Linked DNA regions of Homo sapiens: region 1 is linked to region 2. A link is an interaction called in ENCODE POLR2A ChIA-PET data of the cell type or tissue named here. Cell type or tissue: endothelial cell of umbilical vein. All regions are shown on one strand. Links, peaks and the distances in the headings refer to the core of each region. The heading gives the core; the rest is flanking DNA. Region 1 overlaps ARL13A (ARF like GTPase 13A). Region 2 overlaps TMEM35A (transmembrane protein 35A).

Region 1 (9,921 bases), core at 4,645-9,644, 110 kb after region 2:
AGGAAAGGGGAGAGAAATATAAAGAGGACTTTGTCTTGCAACCTGGGTACTTGCTCAGCCCCAGTAAAATAAAGCACCAAGCAGATTTCTAAAGCCCCTGACCCCAGGCCCTAGCTCCTGGTGGCATTTCTAGACCCACCCTGGACCAGAAAGGAACCTGCTGCACTGAAGGGAAATACCCTGTCCTGGCAGGATTCATCACCTACTGACTAAAGTGCCCTTGGGCCTTGAATAAATATCAGGGATAGCCAGGAAATAGTTGCCACAGGCCTTAGGTGAGACTCAGTACTGTGTTGGCTTCATGTGTGACTCAGCACAGTCTCAGTGGTCGTGGCCACAAGAGTGCTTGTATCACCCCTTCCCCAACTCCAGGCAGCTCAGCACAGAGAGAGAGACTCCATTTGTTTGGGAGAAAGTAAGGGAAAAGAACAAGAGACTTTGCCTGGTAAACCAGGGAATTCTCTCAGATCTTACCCAAGACCACCAAAATGGTACCTCTACAGCTTTACAAGAGTCACAGCATTACTAGGCTTAGGGTGTCCCCTAATGCATATACAGCTGCAGTGACCAAATATTTGATGACAACACTCAATTCCCTTTGAGTCCTTCTCAAGAAGGATGGGTAAAAACAACCCCAGCCTGCATAAATACCTAACTCTTCAATGCCCAGACACTGATGAGCATCAATAAACATCAAGACCATCCAGGAAAAATGACCTCACTAAAAGAGCTAAATAATGCACCAGTAACATATTACAGAGTGACAGAGATAAGTGACCTTTCAGACAGAGAATTCAAAATAGTTGTTTTGAGGAAGGTCAGTGAAGTCCAAGATAACACAAAGAAGGAATTCAGAATTTATCAGATAAGTTTAACAAAGATTGAAATAAGAGAGTGGCATGATATACTTAAAGTATATCAAGGAAAAAAACTTTTATCCTAGAATATTGTATCCAGCAAAATTATCCTTCAAACATGAAAGAGAAATAAAGTATTTCCCAGACAAACAAAAGCTGAGGGATTTTTGTCAACACCAGACCTCTCCTACAAGAAATGCCAAAGGGAGTACTTCAATCTGAAAGAAAAGGATGTTAATGAGCAATAAGAAATCACCTGAAGGTATAAAACCCCCTGGTAACAGCAACTCATACAGACAAATACAGAATATTGTTATAATACTGTAATTGTGGTATGTAAACTACTCATAGCTTGAGTACAAAGACTAAAAGATGAACCTATCAAAAGTAACAACCACAGCAACTTTTCAAGACAGTATAATAAGATATAAATAGAAACAACAAAAAGTTAAAAAGCAGAGGGGATGAAGTTAAAGTGTACAATTAATATTAGTTTTCTCTTTGCTTGTTTTTGCAATCACAGTTGTCATCAGTTTAAAGTAATGGGGTTTCCAGGGGGCAGTGGGTGAATATTAAAAAAAAATGGGTTATAAGATGTTATTTGCAAGCCCCATGGTAACTTCAAATCAAAAAACCTACAACAGATAGACAAAAAATATAAAGCAATAAATCAAAACATACTACCAGAGAAAATCACTTTCACAAAAAGGAAGACAGGAAGGAAGGAAGGAAAAGACCAAAAAACAACCAGAAAGCAAATAACAAGGTGACAGTAGTAAGTCCTTATTAATAATAACATTGAATATAAATGGACTAAACTCTCCAATCAAAAGACATAGGGTGGCTGAGTGGATTTAAAAAAAAAAACACATGATCTGTTTCCTACAAGAAACACACTTCATCTATAAAGACACATATAGACTGAAAGGGATAGAAAATTATATTCTATACAAATGGAAACCCAAAAGAGCGGGAGTAGCTATACTTCAGACAAAACAGATTTCAAGACAAAAACTATAAAAAGAGACGAAGAATGTCATTATATAATGATAAGGGGATCAATTCAGCAAGTGTATATAACAATTATATATGCACCCAACACTGGAGCACCCAGATATACAAAGCAAATATTATTAGAGCTAAAGAGAGAGAGATAGACCCCAATACAGCAATAATTGGAGATTTCAGCACCCCACTTTCAGTTTGGACAGATTATCCAGATCAACAATGAAACATTGTACCTAATCTGCACTATAGAGCAAATGGACCTAATAGATATTTACAGAACATTTCATCCAATGAATGTAGGATATACATTATTCTCCTCAGCATATTGATCATTCTGGCAAGGCTGTGGAGAAAGGGGTACCCTCATACACTGTTGTTGAGAATATAAATTATGTTCCACTATGAAAGTTCCTCAAAAAACTAAACATAGAACTACCATGTGATGCAGCAATCCACCTGCTGTGTATGTATCCAAAAGAAGGGAAATCAGTATGTTGAAGAGATATCTGGTGTCCCATGTTTATTGCAGCACTGTTCACAATAGCCCAGATTTGGAAGCAACCTAAGAGTCCATCAACAGATGAATGGATGAAGAAAATGTGGTACATATACACAATGGAGTACTATTTAGCCATAAAAAAAGAATAAGATCTTGTCATTTGCAGCAACACGGGCAGAACAAGTACATTATGTTAACTGAAATAAGCCAGGCACAGAAAGATAAATTTCGTATGTTCTCACTCATTTGTGGAAGCCCTAGAGTAAAATAATTGAACTCATGGAGATAAAGAGTAGAAGGACACAGCCGGGTGTGGTGGTACATGCCTATAATCCCAGCACTTTGGGAGGCCGAGGCAGGCAGATCACCTGATGTCAGGAGTTCGAGACCAGCCTGGCCAACATGGTGAGACCTCGTCTCTAATAAAAATACAAAAATAAGCCAGGTGTGGTGGCACACGCCTGTAATCCCAGCTACTTGGGAGGCTGAGGTAGGAGAATTGCTTGAACCCAGGAGGTGGAGGTTGCAGTGAGCCGAGATCGTGCCACTGCACTCCAGCCTGAGCAACAGAACGAGACTCCGTCTCAAAAAAAAAAAAAAAAAAAAAAAAAAAAAGAAGAGAGTAGAAGGATAATTACTACAGGGTGGAAAGGATAGTGAGGGGAGGGAATGGGATGGTTAATGGGTACAAAAATATAGTTCGAATGAATAAGATCTAGTATTCGATAGCACAACAGAGTGACTATAGTCAGCAATAATTTGTTGTACATTTAGAGTAAGTGAGGGAGTACAACTGGAATGTTTGTAACACAAATAAATGGTGAATGCTTGAGGTGATGGATACCCCATTTACCCTGATTTGATCATTACACATTGTATACCTGTATCAACGTATCTCACGTATCTCATAAATATATACACCTACAATGTACCCATAAAAATTTAACAAATTCTAAAAACCACTAAAAAATGGCTTGTGTGCCAAAATGTTTTATAGCTAGTGTCTTCAAGTGTTCACAGTTCTTACTTACAGACGGGCATTTCCTTCCTAGGCAATTATCTGTTCTTGGCAAAAAACATTCGCAGCAGCTGGGTGCAGTGGCTTAAGCCTGTAATCCCACCACTTTGGGAGGCCAAGGCGGGTGGATCACCTGAAGTCAGGAGTTTGAGACCAGCCTGACCAACGTGGTGAGACCCTGTCTCTACTAAATACAAAAAGTTAGCACATGCCTGTAATGTCAGCTACTTGGAGGCTGAGGCAGGAGAATCGGTTGAATCCAGGAGGCTGAGGTTGCAGTGAGCCAAGATTGTGCCATTGCACTCCAGCTTGGGCAACAAGAGTGAAACTCCGTCTCAAAAAACAAAAAACTAACTAACAACAACAACAAAAACATTTGCAGGGACAAGGGAGGTGAATTATTCAATTTTGGGCACAGAGCAACCTACTAGGTTGATTCTGATGGTCCTGCGTAGACAGAGGTGGCCTGAGACATTCTTCAGAATGTGATATCAGTGCCCATTAAAAAAATTATCTGTGAATGTAGTCACAACCAATAGATTTATGAATAATCCCCCAGGTATTCACTGAGCACAGGGCAAGTTATGCAGTAACAAAATAAATAGACTCTAGGCAGTGTCCTCTAGGAATTAAAATGGGAAACACACCATTCTCACAGGCAAAATAGCATACTGGTAATTCCAGGTGAGTGCTTCCAAAAGCTGGCTGGCCATCAGAAACCCCTGAGGAGTTCTTAAAATATAGATTCCTAGGGCCCACCGAGACTAAAGGGAATCCAGGGATGAGGTTGAGTTGGGGCTCTAGAAAATTATCCCCACGTTTTTCAATAATCTTGTGATTTTTGCTGGCTCCTGGATTTTTCCTGCTGCTATTTACCTTCTTAAACATTTCTGCCTATCAGAGAACTGGGAGAAGCAAGGAGTTAAGTTTGTTTCCTACAAGGGGGGATAAAAGGCTGAACCCATTGGCTAAAATGTGAGGCTTGGAGCTGCTAATGGGACAGAGGAAGTTGTTATAGAAAATGGCAACATGTCGCCGGGCGCAGTGGCTCACACCTGTAATTCCAGCACTTTGGGAGGCTGAGGCAGGAGGATTGCTTGAGCCCAGGAGTTCCAGACCAGCCTGGCCAACATGGTGAAACCCCATCTCTACTAAAATCCAAAAAAATCAGCCAGGCGTGGTGGTGCACACATGTAATCCCAGCTACTCGGGAGGCTGAGGCATGTGAATCGCTTGAACCTGGGAGGTGGAGGTTGCAGTGAGCTGAGATCGCACCACTGCACTCCAGCCTGGGCAACAGAACAAGACTCTGTCTCAGAGAAAAAAAAAAAAAAAGCAAAGAAAATGGCAACATGTTGTCTCAGGTGAATGGCGGAATGGGGGAGAACATCCATTCCATGAATATTTATTGAATACCTACCTGAAAATGCTAAAAGGCCACAGGCTAAAGATACAGAGAGGAAAAAATCCATTATTTCTCCTCAAGAGGCTCACAATTTAGGGGATGGACTTGCAATTGCCTGATGATGTTGTAATAAGTGCATGCCAGAGCGATGCGTGGAATAGAGTGGGAGCTGAGGAAGGAGGGCACTGATAGGGAAGGCTTTCCTGAGGTCAAGCTGGGCTGTGACTTGAGGCTTTTGATTTAGCAGGTAGATAATGATGGAGATAAAATGCTAGGTAGTGGGACAGCATGTACAGAACTAGAAAAGGGGGATGGCAAGTCATTTGTTGTGGCTGTATCAGAGGGCATGTGCAGAGAGCATGGGAAATGAAGTTGGAGGAGGACTCAGGGACCAACTCATAGAGGGCTTTGTGTGCTGCTAAGAAACTTAAGTTTTATCTTGAAGATAATGGCATTGAACAGTTTTGAGCAGGGAAGTGCCATGATCAGACTTTTATATTAAGTCCTTTCTGGTAGCTATGTGGATTGAATACTGGGGGGGACAAATGGAGATGACAAGATCAGCTAGAAGGCTGTTGCTGTAGTTCAGGGAAATTGATGAGCACTTCAGGTAGGTCAGTGGCAGAGGAGTCAGGTTAGCTTTTTTTGTTCAGGGATGCCAGGTTAGCTAAAACTCAACCACGTCATCATACTACTTCATTTATCCAATAAACATGGATGGAGGGCATCCTGTGACAGACAGTGCTGGCTTCTTTGATTGGTCCTTAATAAGTAGTGTAGTAGCTTTCTGAAATTCTGTGTAACTGCTTCTTGAAATGTCAAGATACTGAACTAGAGACCTGGTATTAAACTTGGACATATCGGAACTGACGACATTTCTCAAGCTCCAACTCTCTATATTAGCTGTCACAGAATTTCATGTTATTAAACTTCTTTATCATCCCACACTTGTCTCTCTTATCTAGACCAAATTCCACTTTAATTGAGCCCTGAAACTAGACATCATTTCAAACATGCTATCCTTCATAATTGACTGCAATGCTTTACGTAGTTTGAACTCACGCCTACTGACCCTATGAAAGGACTTTCAATTAGGATATCTTGTAAAGGGAGCAGGTGACAGACATTACATAAACAGGCTGTTTATGTAATGTGGGGAAGGGAGGGAGGGAAGGGGGAGAGAGAGAGAGAGAGACAGAGAGAGATAGAGTATGTGTGTGTGTGCGTGTGTGTTAGGAGGTGTTTATGCACAAAAAGAGGGAAATTGAGGGCCATGAAGTAATGCTAGGAAGGAAGGATTATTTCACTGGATTCTGGGGTCCATGGGAGACCCACGCCAGTATCTAATGCTCTTAGTTCCTTACATTTTTGGAATGCCTCCACAAGAACAGTTTTGCCAGAGTTGTTCAAGCCAATGATAGGGATGGTCACATTCCTAGAAATGAAAAAGAAAAATGAGCCCAAAGTCTTAAAACAGGTAGGTTTTAGGCTAAACAGAGAGTTATACTCTTCCTTATTGTTTGGGACTCTGCCTGCAGTAATCTCAATGCATGTACCATAAAAGGCCCAGCCAAAGCAGTAGAAGGTGGTATGGGAGCCCCTCACCAAAGCCCCCAAGGATGCTTTTCTTCCCTGATTCACTTAACCTTGTACAATTGGCCATCCCTCCTCAACCCTGCCCCCAATCTTACAAACACTGCTTAATCACTTCACCTAACAATATATATTATGAAGATTTGTCCCTTGAGGGACTATGGGCAGATTTGTGGGAGGAAATAGTGGAATAGGCCTAGGGAAATAATTGTAATATTACCTTCGTGTCTCTTCTGTTGTCCTTAGGCAAGAGCAGCAGGAGGACAAAAGCCGGAACATGATTCATCTTAGTTCTTAAATATTAAGAGAAGAAAGAAAATAAGAAGTAAGTCCTGTTATAAACACTGAGCCTTTAGTCAGCTTATGACTAAACAGGTGCTGATAAACAGAAAGCCTGGGATTGTTAGAAGTCTATTACTTCATTCTATCCAACTGTGTCTATAAATGTCATAGAAGGCAGCCGCCGCCGCCCGACCGCCGGGAGGATGGAGTTCAGCGGGCAGCGGAGCTGTCTCAGTCTTTGCCGCCGCGCCGGCGAGCGCCGCCCGGGAGGCAGCGGCTGGAGGAGCGGACGGGCCCCGCGGGGCCCGAGGGCAAGGAGCAGCCGCCTGCCTTGGCCTCCCAAAGTACCGAGATTGCAGCCTCTGCCCGGCCGCCACCCCGTCTGGGAAGTGAGGAGTGTCTCTGCCTGGCCGCCCATCGTCTGGGATGTGAGGAGCCCCTCTGCCTGGCTGCCCAGTCTGGAAAGTGAGGAGCGTCTCCACCCGGCCGCCATCCCATCTAGGAAGTGAGGAGCGCCTCTTCCCAGCCGCCATCACATCTAGGAAGTGAGGAGCGTCTCTGCCTGGCCGCCCATCGTCTGAGATGTGGGGAGCGCCTCTGCCCCGCCGCCCCATCTGGGATGTGAGGAGTGCCTCTGCCCGGCCGAGACCCCGTCTGGGAGGTGAGGAGCATCTCTGCCCGGCCGCCCCGTCTGAGAAGTGAGGAGACCCTCTGCCTGGCAACCACTCCGTCTGAGAAGTGAGGAGCCCCTCCGCCCGGCAGCTGCCCCGTCTGAGAAGTGAGGAGCCTCTCCGCCCGGCAGCCACCCCATCTGGGAAGTGAGGAGCGTCTCCGCCCGGCAGCCACCCCGTCCCGGCCAGCCGCCCCGTCCAGGAGGTGAGGGGCGCCTCTGCCCGGCCGCCCCTACTGGGAAGTGAGGAGCCCCTCTGCCCGGCCAGCCGCCCCGTCCGGGAGGGAGGTGGGGGGGTCAGCCCCCCGCCCGGCCAGCCGCCCCGTCCGGGAGGGAGGTGGGTGGGGGTCAGCCCCCCCGCCCGGCCAGCCGCCCCGTCCGGGAGGTGAGGGGCGCCTCTGCCCGGCCACCCCTACTGGGAAGTGAGGAGCCCCTCTGCCCGGCCAGCCGCCCCGTCCGGGAGGGAGGTGGGGGTGTCAGTCCCCCGCCCGGCCAGCCGCCCCGTCCGGGAGGGAGGTGGGGGGGGTCAGCCCCCCTGCCCGGCCAGCCGCCCCGTCTGGGAGGTGAGGGGCGCCTCTGCCCAGCCGCCCCTACTGGGAAGTGAGGAGCCCCTCTGCCCGGCCAGCCGCCCCGTCCGGGAGGGAGGTTGGGGGGTCAGCCCCCCGCCCGGCCAGCCGCCCCGTCCGGGAGGTGAGGGGCGCCTCTGCCCGGCCCCCCCTACTGGGAAGTGAGGAGCCCCTCTGCCCGGCCACCACCCCGTCTGGGAGGTGAGCCCAACAGCTCATTGAGAACGGGCCAGGATGACAATGGCGGCTTTGTGGAATAGAAAGGCGGGAAAGGTGGGGAAAAGATTGAGAAATCGGATGGTTGCCGTGTCTGTGTAGAAAGAAGTAGACATGGGAGACTTTTCATTTTGTTCTGCACTAAGAAAAATTCCTCTGCCTTGGGATCCTGTTGATCTGTGACCTTACCCCCAACCCTGTGCTCTCTGAAACATGTGCTGTGTCCACTCAGGGTTAAATGGATTAAGGGCGGTGCAAGATGTGCTTTGTTAAACAGATGCTTGAAGGCAGCATGCTCGTTAAGAGTCATCACCAATCCCTAATCTCAAGTAATCAGGGACACAAACACTGCGGAAGGCCGCAGGGTCCTCTGCCTAGGAAAACCAGAGACCTTTGTTCACTTGTTTATCTGCTGACCTTCCCTCCACTATTGTCCCATGACCCTGCCAAATCCCCCTCTGTGAGAAACACCCAAGAATTATCAATAAAAAAATAAATTAAAAAAAAAAAAAAAAAGAAAATGAAAGCTGCAATAGAAACTCATAAATGAAAAAATTATCTCCTGACCATTTTTGAGAGAATGAGAGACATATTCTGCTCAGTGTAAAAGTGGTTATTAAAGTTATTTTGAAAAATTTCATTTAAAAAAAAAAAAATGTCATAGAAGGAGGAACTGGTTATTCTCAACTGCAGCGACAAGTTCTGTGCTAATGAGTAACTTTCTTCAAAATGGGGTGATTTCTTAGTATAGCAGACTACACAGACATAATCAGATGTGACCTATCCCTTCAGCCATAGTTCATCCTTGTTAAGAATATGTTTATTCAACCTTGCGGAGGTTGGGATGATGCCTAAGAGAAGAACCAACTTAGGCTTCTAGACGGACCTATCGGGAGACCTGTTCCAAGTACCAATAATGTCTCTTCTTCAAAGATGTGGGCATTGGTGACCCACTATTAGAGATTTTATACAAGTTTTGGGGCTATCAGGGACCTTAGAGATCGTCTAGTCTGGATTCAAACATTAATCCAGGTATCCCATCCTCAAAGATTGCCAGGGAGCTGCATAAGCTTCCCAGGTGATGTCAATGCGCAGCTGGATTTGGAAGTGAATGCCTAAGTAAAAAGGATAATTTAGGCAATCACTTCAAGGTTCATCCTTGGAAAGTGGATTGTTTCTACTTTTTGGCTGTTATGAATAATGCTGCTATAAACATTTGTATATAAGTTTTTGTGTGGATATGTTTTCTTTTCTCTTGGGTATATACCTAGGAGTATTACTGCTGGGTTATATAATAAATCTATATTTAACCTCTTGAAGAACTGCCAGACTGTTTTGCAAAGTGGCTACAACATCTTACATTCCCACCAGTAATGCTTGTTTTTTGTTTACAGCTATCCTAGTGGGTGTGAGGTAGGTATTTCATTGTGGTTTCAATTTACATTTTCCTAATGACTAATTATGGTTGACCCTTGAACAACATGGGTTTGAACTGCATGAGTCTACTTATACCAGGCTTTTTTTTTTTCAACCAAATGAGGATATTTGTGAATGTGAAACCCACGTATATGCAGGGCTAACTTTTCATATACATGGGTTTCGCAGTGCCAACTGCAGGATTTGAGAATGCACAGATTTTGGTATATGAGGGGGTTCAGGAACCCATTTCCCCCGAGTTTACTGAGGGACGACTGTATGTTGAAGCCCAAAATTGGAGGAAGCCCTGGTTGGGTTAGCAAAGTACTTCAGTTAATGCTTCGATGGGCTTTGCTTAGCTATCTGATGAGCACAGTTTATGTGCCAGCTT
Region 2 (5,000 bases), core at 1-5,000:
TTCTCCCACCTTGCCTCAGCCTCCTAAGTTGCTGGGACTACAGGGTATGCACCATCATGCCCGGCTAATTTTTTTTTTTTTTTTTTTAGAGACAGCCCCTGGCTATGTGGCCTGCCTTAACTTTCCAAAGTGATCCTGCCGCTTTCTAGTTGGGTGTCTCTGAGCAAATTATTTGAAAGGTCCTGAACAAGCCTGGAGTAAGGTAAAGTCAGCAAGGCTACTTACCTTGGGTGGAAAATTTAAGAGGGCACCAAAAACACTCACTGATTAGGTAAATAATATCCATGATGAACAAGATATGAAACTTTTAAATAAAGGTAGGCTCCGACGCTACACTTGCACGACCCTGCTTCACTCACTTCTCCCTAAACCTGCCTTGTCAGAGACTGTCCTTATTTAAAATTCCACCTCACCCTAGTTCCTACCCTATTCCTGAGCCTATATGGAAATACAAAGTGTTAGTCATTCTTCCTCTCTCTTCCCATCTTAGATTAAATCAAGGATTTTTCATAGAGAAATTAGGAGAGAGGTTGACCAGTAGGCAGAGTAAAACCTTGGGCTGAAAGGGGCCAGACCCATGTGGGGCAGAGCTGAGCTGAGGTTTAGGGTACCTGGTGGTGGTGAGAAGCCCACCCCTTTCCTCTCATTAACCTAAATACATGCCACTTGCCTTATCCTTCTCCCTTTGCATCCTGGTGATGGTAGCAGGGGGACATTACGGGGAAAAAATGTAGACCCCAGAGGCTTCCATAACACTTTTTTTTTTTGAGGCAGAATCCCACTCTGTCACCCACACTGGAGTGCAGTGGCTCGGCTCACTGCAAATTATGCTTCCCTAGCTCAAGCGATTCTCCTGCCTCAGCCTCCCGAGTAGCTGTGTTTACAGGCATGTACCCCACATCCAGCTAATTTTTGTATTTTTAGTAGAGACTGGTTTTCACCATGTTGGCCAGGCTCTTCTCGAACTCCTGACTTCAGGTGATCCACCTGCCTCGGTCTCCCAAAGTGTTAGGATTACAGGCGTCAGCCACCACGCCTGGCCTCTTAACACTTCTGAGGGTCTCGCTGTCACCCAGGCGGGAGTACAGCAGCACCATCAGGGCTCACTGCAGCCTCGACCTCCCAGGCTCAAGTGATCCTCCCGCCTCAGCCTCCCGAGTTAGCTGGGCCTACAGGCTTGTGCCACCATGCCTGGCTAATCTCTTTTAAGTTTTTTTGTAGAGACTGGGTCTCACTATGTTGCCTAGGCCTGTCTCAAACTCCTGGGCTCAAGTGATCCTCCTGCCTCAGCCTCCCAAAGTGTTGGGATTACAGGCGTGAGCCACCACGGTTGCCCAGTAAGGGCCATTTCTAATTAGCAACACAAAAGTTCTCAAGAGGCAATTCCTAAATCCTAAGTGTAAACTTCTGATGTGATAAACACAAAAGACAGGATGAGTTGTTTTGTTTTTTGTTTTTTGTTTTTTTTGAGATGGAATCTGGCTCTGTCACCCAGGCTGGAGTGCAGTGGCATGATCTCAGTTCACTGCAACCTCTGTCTCCTGGATTCAAGTGATTCTTCTACCTCAGCCTCCCAAGTAGCTGTGACTACAGGCGCGCACCACCATGCCCGGCTAATTTTTGTATTTTTATTTTTATTTTATTTATTTATTTTGAGATGGAGTCTCACTCTGTCGCCCAGGCTGGAGTGCAGTGGCACGATCTCGGCTCACCACAACCTCCGCCTCCCAGGTTCAAGTGATTCTCCCGCCTCAGCCTCCTGAGTAGCTGGGACTACAGGCGCTTGCCACCATGCCCAGCTAATTTTTTGTATTTTTAGTAGAGACACTTCACCACATTTCACTATGTTGGCCAGGCTCGTCTCAAACTCCTGACCTTGTTATGTGCCCAGCCCAGGATGAGTTTCTTATAGTCAGTTAGGAGCCAAGACTTCCAGATGCTGGCTGAATGGCTTCTGGAAACACTTCTTTTTTGACTAGGGCTTAACCACCCATTATTCAGGTACAAACTCTTATCTATACTATAGTGCAATCTGTAGCCCGGGGCCAAACTCCATGTTTTAAATCAAGTTCCTATAACTTCAGTAATCTTTTTTCTCTCCATTTAGTAGAACGGCGTATTACTTTTTTAGTTTAGCTAACCTCTTAAACTGCAGCTGTGTATATTTTTATGCCGCTGTTGCTTCTTTCTTTCCTCTGTTTCTCAAGAGAAAACTGCATGTGGATACACCATTTAATCAAATCTTTCATTGAAAACTGAGTAGGTACAGACAGGATTTATTTTCTAGGACTCCAAAGAGGGAATGTTTAGTTTATTGGAGATGGGACTAAGCTTGGATGGGTCTTGACATTATAGGAAGCCATCAATCTTCTCCTGTGGAGTAGAATAGCGACATCAAAAGAATCCTATTGGCCGGGCGCAGTGGCTCACGCCTGTCATCCCAGCACTTTGGGAGGCTGAGGCGGGCGGATCACCTGAGGTTGGGAGTTCGAGACCAGCCTGACAAACATGAAGAAACCCCATCTCTACTAAAAATACAACATTAGCTGGGTGTAGTGGCGCATGCCTGTAATCCCAGCTACTCGGGAGGCTGAGGCAGGAGAATTGCTTGAACCCGGGAGGCAGAGGCCGCAGTGAGCCGAGGCCACACCATGGCACTCTAGCTTGTGCAACAAGAGCGAAACCCCTTCTCAAAAAAAAAAAAAAAAAAAAAGAATCCTATTATTGCTAACCCCCTCATTATGCTTGGTCCAGGCCACCTCAAGTTAAACAATAGAAGGGTCACATGTCTTCAGTCTATAGTAACTAGGTCTCTAAAGACTTTAATTGTATGGATAGTAAGAATAAAGACAGTTGACAGATTCACTTTCTTAAAAGGCTCTTGCAATTCACTTTGTTAGGTCTGTGTTCTTTCCACTGCAATAACCCAGGCTCTGAAACCATAGTTTCCGTATAGGGGGAAGAAAAACAGGAAAAAGATGGGCTTAGTTAAATGTCTCAAACCCCTGCAATCAAAGGCAATCATCTAGCAATATCCTTGGACTGGGATTCTTAAGCTGAATTCCAATTTTAGTTTTGCCACTAAATTGCTTGGAGAAAATTACTAAGTATTTTATTACCTCAGTTTCCCCTCAGATTCAATAAATCAAATGAGCATTTTGGAGATTTAGGTAAATAATCAAAGTGTCATAGCATCAGCTGAGGGCAACACACACACATTTGATCATTAATGAACCACACAATTAGGCCGGGTGCAGTGGCTCACGCCTATAACCCCAGCACTGTGGGAGGCCAAGATGGGTGGATCACTTGAGGTCAGGAGTTCGAGACCAGCCCGGCCAACATGGCAAAACCCCATCTCTACTAAAAATACAAAAATTAGCCAAGCGTGGTGGCACACGTCTGTAGTTCCAACTACTTGGGAGGCTGAGGCAGGAGAATCACTTGAACCTGGGAAGCAGAGGTTGCGGTGAGCCGAGACCATGCCATTTCACTCCAGCCTGAGTGATAGAGCCAGATGCTGTCTCAAAAACAAAAACAAAAACCCACACAATTAGAAATCCATATTTTTGCAAGCCACGGTAATTATTTTAATAACAAAATCATTGATGAATCAAGCAGATCCATTCTTGTGGTATGAGGACATTATGATTCAGACATGAGTCAAAAGCATATGGAGCCTTTTATTTTTTGTTATTTTTAAATTTTATTTATTTTTATTTTTATTTTTGAGACAGAGTCTCGCTCTGTCGCCAGGCTGGAGTGCAGTGGCGCGATCTTGGCTCACTGCAACCTCTACCTCCTGGGTTCAAGCAATTCTCCAGCCTCAGCCTCCTGAGTAGCTGGGATTACAGGTGTGTGCCACCATGCCCAGCTAATTTTTTTGTGTGTGTGTATTTTTAGTAGAGACAGGGTTTCACCATGTTGTCCAGGATGGTCTCAATCTCTTGACCTCGTGATCCGCCCGCCTCAGCCTCCCAAAGTGCTGGGATTACAGGTGTGAGCCAATGCGCCTGGCCTATGGAGCCTTTTAATTTTTTTAATTTATTATTATTTTCTTTTTTTGAGATGGATTCTTACTCTGTCGCCCAGGCTAGAGTGCAGCTGCACGATCTCGGCTCACTGCAGCCTCCACCTCCCGGGTTCAAGCAATTCTCCTGCCTCAGCCTCCCAAACAGCTGGGACTACAGACGCCCGCTGACGCACCCAACTAATTTTTGTATTTTTGGTAGAGATGGGGTTTCACCATGTTGGCCAGGCTGGTCTAGAACTCCTGGCCTCAGGTGATCGGCCCAGCTTGGCTTCCCAAAGTGCTGGGATTACAGGCGTGAGCGACCGCGCCCAGCCAGAGCCTTTCTTTAGTCATACCTTTTTTTCCTTTTTGTCATTTATTCTTCACCACACAGCAGGATCCATGATCTCATATTAATGATATTATATTTGAACAGCTCAAAACTGTCAAATAATATTAATCTTTGATTACAATTAATAACCAGCCCAAGCCAGCTAACAGGACAAAATACAAAATGAGAACACAGGGCAAATAGTGTCCACTTCAGTTCACTCATGCCAATTAGGTAAAAGGAAAAGATAAATTGGCTAATATACTGTAGAATTCCATTTATATAAAATTCAAAATCAGGTACAATTGACTTATGTTGTTAGAAGTCAGGATAGTAATTACCCTTGATGGGGGTAGTAACTGGAAGGGGCCATGAGGAAGGTTTCTGGGGTGCTGGTCATGTGGGGTTTTTTTTGTTTTTTTTCTTTTTGTTTTGTGTTGTTTGTTTGTTTGTTTTTTGAGATGGAGTCTAACTCTGTCGTCCAGGCTGTAGTGCAGTAGTGCAATCTTGGCTCACTGCAACCTCTGCCTCCTGGGTTCAAGCAATTCTCCTGCTTCAGCCTCCCAGGTAGCTGGGATTACAGGTACCCACCACTAAGCCCAGCTAATTTTTGTATTTTTAGTAGAAACGGGGTTTTGCCATGTCGCCCAGGCTGGT

Evidence for each region. Peaks named below come from ENCODE experiments on the same cell type or tissue, not always from the same donor. Only the 100,000 strongest peaks of a DNase experiment are listed, where the experiment ranks them.
Region 1: POLR2A ChIA-PET joins it to region 2 with 5 read pairs; 2 of 35 experiments call an interaction of 5 or more read pairs at or near these places.

What each region holds. Positions count from the first base shown.
Region 1 is chrX:100,970,428-100,980,348 of GRCh38, reverse strand. ARL13A (ARF like GTPase 13A) reads right to left here. Exons shown (of 8, transcript NM_001162491.2): 2 at 6,601-6,673; 3 at 6,152-6,222. The coding sequence starts at 6,659. It also overlaps a transcript of TRMT2B not described here. Among named protein-coding and RNA genes, the nearest start is that of ARL13A, 5.7 kb to the right of the region's middle. In endothelial cell of umbilical vein, for the core only: no CTCF peak of the experiment used is centred there; a DNase peak (open chromatin) is centred at 6,638; H3K27ac peaks cover 1,001 bases.
Region 2 is chrX:101,084,666-101,089,665 of GRCh38, reverse strand. All of the region lies in intron 1 of TMEM35A (transmembrane protein 35A), which reads right to left. Among named protein-coding and RNA genes, the nearest start is that of TMEM35A, 8.3 kb to the right of the region's middle. In endothelial cell of umbilical vein, for the core only: no CTCF peak of the experiment used is centred there; no DNase peak of the experiment used is centred there.